Regions from separate parts of the Homo sapiens genome. Here region 1 is linked to region 2. The links are chromatin contacts, found by Hi-C or POLR2A ChIA-PET in ENCODE. All regions are on one chromosome and are shown on one strand. Each heading gives the region's core, a stretch centred on a gene start or an enhancer-like site at or near the end of the contact. The rest is flanking DNA. Distances are from core to core; before and after follow the strand shown.

Evidence for each region. Hi-C counts contacts between places; a loop is a spot of excess contacts on that map. ChIA-PET counts read pairs that join two places held with the same protein, here RNA polymerase II (POLR2A).
Region 1: a map of posterior vena cava shows a loop between it and region 2 (16-fold over the local background). The contact joins the promoter of CELF6 here to the enhancer-like site in region 2. A Hi-C loop is called at or near these places in 1 of 168 maps with a recorded cell type or tissue (posterior vena cava). POLR2A ChIA-PET finds 5 or more read pairs at or near these places in 1 of 52 experiments (AG04450).

Annotation. Positions count from the first base shown.
Region 1 is chr15:72,318,797-72,321,496 of GRCh38, forward strand. CELF6 (CUGBP Elav-like family member 6) reads right to left here and starts at 1,361. Exons shown (of 13, transcript NM_052840.5): 1 at 817-1,361. The coding sequence starts at 1,078. RefSeq lists silencers at 1,048-1,387, 1,448-1,497.
Region 2 is chr15:68,619,449-68,622,148 of GRCh38, forward strand. All of the region lies in intron 1 of CORO2B (coronin 2B), which reads left to right. Among named protein-coding and RNA genes, the nearest start is that of CORO2B, 42 kb to the left of the region's middle. Within about 2 kb of position 1,428, at least 18 of the 41 ENCODE cell types and tissues checked have a DNase peak (open chromatin) inside an H3K27ac peak, as active enhancers do.

The DNA.
Region 1 (2,700 bases), core at 111-2,610, 3.7 Mb after region 2:
AGAAGAGGCACAGGAGTGAGGGGATTAGAGAAGGAAAGAAGTGTGGATTTAGCTGAGAGAAATCCAAGAAGAAAGGGACACAGGGTGGCAGGAGTTCCCAGCTGAGGTCAGGGTTCTGAACTGAAATCAAAAGAGGTAGAGTGCATTGGGATTCTGGCGAAGGGCAGGAGAGATTGGGGCTGTTGTTGAACATGAGGGGGTGTCTGGAACTGAGAGCCTCCTGGGAATTGAATTGGATTTTGTGTTAGACAGGTCTGGGTTCTGAAGAAGGGGAGGGTTTGGGTCTGCGGTGTTTTAGGTTGGCAGTCTGAGAGTCAAAAGAAGGCTCTTGAGGGGGATGGCCGGACTAGGAGGCCAGAGGAGGGGTGCAAGTCCAAGATATGCATGTGGGTGGTTAGGCCTGAGTGAGGTGCCACCAGATGGAGGATTCAGGAGTGTTTGGGCTCAGGGTTTGGGAAATTGAGGGTATTCGAGATCTAGAAGGTGGAATAAGTTTTCAAATTCCAGAATTTTAGGTCTGATGGGAGAGGTGGTGGAAAGGTCCAATTGAAAGGCAGGGACTGCTGGGATGTGAGAGGTGGAGGCCAGGAATTTGGAGGTTAGAGTGGAGAACATGTTAGGGGACCACAGTGATAATCAGAGGGAGGATGTCAGAGAGAAAATTCTGTGATCTGGGAAGGGGGCTGGGCTGAGGTGGGGCTGATATTGGACTGGTGTTGGACTGGCTCTCGGCAGGGCTAGGGCTGGGGCTGGGCTGGGGTCGGGCCACACTCTAATCGGATTGGGGCTGGGCTGGGCTGGGCTGACCCCGCGCACCTTTGTGGAGGCCGGTGAGCCGGTCCTTCAGCACCGTCAGCTCGTAGATGCGGCCGAACTCCTCGAACAGCGGCTTGAGGTCCTGCTCGTCCAAGCCCCGCGGGATCTGCCCCACGAAGAGCTTGATGGCGTCGTGGTCCTTCATGGGTACGGCGGGACCGGGGTTTAGCCCGCTCATGCCGACGCCGCTGTCCGCGGTGCTGAAACCCAGGCGCGGGCCGGGGCCAGCGGGCTGCGCTGACCCTCCCGGCGCCGCGGCCATGTCCCCGCCCTGTCAGCCCTCCCGCCGGTCCCACTGGTCCCGCCTGTCCCGCCGTCCCCTCCCTGGACCGGTGGCGAGGGCCAGGGGGAGGGGGCGGAGCCCGGGCGGAGAGGGCGGGGGGCTGCCCAGGGGGCGGGGTCCGGGTGGAGGGGCGTAGAGGGGGTGGGGCGGGCAGGAAAGGGGCGGGGCCGGGGCGGGGCGGGCCCGGGCCGAGGTGGCGGCTGAACGCTGGGGTCTGGCTTGAGGTCCCCGTGCGGCTCTCTCTGGGCTCCCGCCCGAGCTCTCCCAGAGCCGAGCCCCGAGCCCCAGCCCCCGTGCTTGGTGACGTCAGGCAGCTGGCCGCCGAGTCTACGCAAATGATTTGCATAATGAGGAAGCAGCCGCCAATCAGAGTGGGAGTTGACTGGGCTCGCCGGGGGCGGGGGGGGCGGCTGGGCTCACGCGCTCCTGCTCGCCATGGCAACCGGACCCTCGAATGCCCTGTGTGTGTCGAGTGTGTGCGGGCGTGGCCGTGGATCGCGCGTGTGCGCCTTGGGCCGCGTGAGGGGAAGCAGCTTCGTCATGCGTGATGGTGTCTGCCGGAGTCGGGGCTAATCCCCACCGCACACACAGGCACACACAGGCAAACGCAGGCACACGCAGGCACACACACCTCCAAACGCTGGTGCGTTTCCTGCGGGGGTGGATGGGGATTCCTCTTCTCTATTCCCACTATCGAGCCAGTCCCTCGGAGCCAATCCCACCCCGCCCCATCACACATCTCTGTCTTCGGTGTCTTTAACCACTTTCTTACCCCTGAGCCTCAGACACATTCGTCTCCCTTGCAGCCTTAAAAAGAAAGGAAGAATAAAATAAAAACCCCTTAAACACTCCTTGAACACGGATTCCTCCTTAGGAGAGTGAGGGAACTTAGCCGTATTTACTCAGAACCCATTATGCACCAGGTGCCCAGTTCATCCCAGTTCTGTGAACTCAGGAGTGTTCTCTTTTTCCGGAAAAGGAAGCTGAGGTTCTGAGGGTCGAGGATGTTAGGGCCAGGCCCACCCCAACATTTGTTGGGCCCAGCGCAAAATAAGAAATGGAAATCGACATACTGTGCATCTAAACATTTAAAAGATACAAATCAAATTACAATTTGTTAAATATGTTCCCCTCTTATTTTCACAAATACAGGTTCAGAATTACGAAAATGAAAGACATATGTACAGCTACGCTTTCTATATGACTGAAAGTTGGCAAAATATCAGAGCTGATGGAATTTTATTACTCCTGCACATGTCTAGGTATTCTCTTGATGGATCAGTGATGTTTGCACAAAGTAGTAATACAATGTTTGGACAAAGACACATACTTCATAAATTATATATTTATTCCATAATATATTTTTCATGCCTCTTTCAGTAAAATTGCTAATTATTTTAATAGAGATTTCCTTTTTTTTTTTTTGATAGGTTATCATTCTGTCACCCAGGCTGTAGTGCAGTGGTGCGATCTAAGATCACTGCAGCCTCAACCTCCTGGGTTCAAGCGATCCTCCCACCTAAGCCTCCCAAGTAGCTGGGATGACAGGTGCACGCTACCATGCCTGGATAATTTTTTTTCTTTTTTTTTTTTTGTAGAGA
Region 2 (2,700 bases), core at 178-2,677:
TGTCTTATCATCCCCTGGGGCTTCTGTCGTGGTGCTGGTGCCAGGTGCGTGCATCACATGGATGTAAACCTTGGACTGTTGGAGCTGGAAATGTTCCAAATGGCTCTCTCTCCCTCTGCTTCTCAAAAATGGACATAGACTACCAGTAGTACACAAGATAGTCCCAGCAGGGCCTGAATAAACATGGTTGGGTGTAATTGTAAATGCTGGGTGTAAATGTGTGTGTGTGTGTATATATATATGTACACATACATATGTGTACCCATACATATATGTACATGTACATATATATGAGTGCGTGCATGCGTGTGTGTGTGTGCACGTGTTCATTCTCAGCAAACTCAGTGTGAATAGTAGGACCAGATAAACTCTAGGTCTTTCCTTGCTGTGTTCTCTCCTTTTTGGGTGGACAATGCTGGCATCGTCACTCTCATTTTATAGAAGATGAAAGTGGAGTCATGTTTTTTTTATTTTTTATTTTGAGACAGAGTCTCACTCTGTCTCCCAGGCTGGAGTACAGTGGCACAGTCTTGACTCACTGCAGCCTTTGCTTCCCGGGTTCAAGCAACTCTCCTGCCTCAGCCTCCTGAGTAGCTGGGATTACAGGCGCACGCCACAACACCTGGCTAATTTTTATATTTTTAGTAGAGACGGGGTTTCACCATGTTGGCCAGGCTGGTCTCGAACTCTTGACCTCAGATGATCCACCCGCCTTGGCCTCCCAAAGTGCTGGGATTACAGGTGTGAGCCACCATGCCCGGCCTAATTGTCGTATATTTATTTAATGTGTTTTAGGAAAAAAGGTAGCTAGGACATCAAACTGTGATGTCATGGCTTAAATTGCTTAGAATGATGTTTGTACAGATATTTAAATGTTAGAAAGAGCCAATTTAAAGAAAATTTTTAAATAAACATGGTTCGGGTGATTTGTAGAAATGGCAAGAACATGTTGGCAGTGATACACAAATTATGAAGTTTGGAAAACACTGATTCCATTCAACCTCTTGTTTGACAAATGACTAAACTGAGGCCCAGAAAGGACAGAACACTTGTCCATGAGTCTGATAAGTTATTTTAAGCCACAGGAGTAAAGAGGGTCTTCCCCTTCCAACCTCATTCAAAAGTCTGCGTTTAGGGAACACCTGGTCCCGCATCTTGCTTTTGAATCAGTTTTATATTTCCAAAGTGCCTTCTCTGTTTTATTCTCTCATTCCTTTTTTTAATCTGAGTCTTATCAAGCAGCTATAGTAGGGTAATTATTTCTTTGTTTTGCAGATAAATAAACTGAGGCCCAGAGAGGGAGTGTGCCTGCCGTCACTCAGCCACTCACTCAGCCAGCTGAGGCAGGACCAGGGCTAGAAGGTTTCTAGGCCTTCCCACTGTGCGTGTCAGGCAGGGTTGGGCGGGGAGCCAGTTTCTCTGATGAAATCCCCCAACAAAGGGTAGAAAGTCTGCTGGGGTAAATGCAAGGCAGTCTGCTGGCCGAGCTCCACTTGGGAGCACAGCGAGCGGTACAGGGCCTATTATATGCTGCTCCGCTTCCGGGAAGCTATTACTTTCTGAAGGAGCCACAGATGTTCTCCTCGCCTGCTGATTAACGGGTGTGTTACTCAGCTTGGAGTGGACGGATGAGATCGGCAGTGAATATTCTCAACTGTGTGACCACCATAAACCCTGCCAGTGCAGGTGTAGGGACCCTCAAGGCCATAAGCAATGTAGCCACAGCGTCTAATGAGCAATTGAGCATCTTGGAGGTGCCAGGACCTGTGCTCATGGCTGGAATGGAGGCACAGACAAATCACACACTGCCTCCAGCCCCATGGGACTCAGTCTGCTAGGGGAAGCAGACACATAAACAGTTAGCTGGAGAACAACGCAGTGCGTGCCAGCATGGAGACCTGGAGCAAGCACGATGCAGGGAGTGCTGAGTTCTTTCTCAGGGACCAGAGAGGCTTCGCAGCGCTGGAGACATTTGAACTGTACTCGTACTATTGAATAGGGTTTGGCAGGAGGAGATGAGGAGGAGGCATTCCTGAAAGGGGACCTGCCCAGGGTTCCACACTGGCCTGAACTGGAGACCAGCACATGTGCACCTGGGATGGGAATGAACTGTGGCTCTGTCTTCATAACTCTGCCTTTCCAGATGGGTTGGTTACCAGAGCCTTGTGAGAAGAGATTGGCCTTGCTTTGGTTTGGTTGTTGGTTTGTGTTAGGGAAGCAATGTGACTTAAGAGGACAAGCTTTGGGATAATACAGACCTGGGTTCAAAGCTCAGTTCAGCTCCTTGACAGTCACGTGACATTGGGCAAGTTTCACTTCTTTTTTTTTTTTTTTTTGAGACAGGGTCTCCTAGGCTGGAGGACAGTGGTGCAATCATGGGTCACTACAGCTTTGACCTCCCAGGTTCAAGTGATCCTCCCACCTCAGCCTCCCAAGGAGCTGGGACTATAGGCACATGCCACCATGCCTGGCTAATTTTTCTGATTTTCTTATTATTTGTAGAGATAGGTTCTCACTATGTTGCCCAGGCTGGTATCAAACTCCTGGGCTCAAGTGATCCTCCCACCCCTAAGTGATCTCCCGATCCAAAGTGCTGGGATTATAAATGTGAGCCACTATTTGACCTTCTGAGTCTTGGTTTTCCATCTTTAAAATGGGGATAATCTCTTTTGCTTAGGAGTGAGAATTAAATGAGACGAA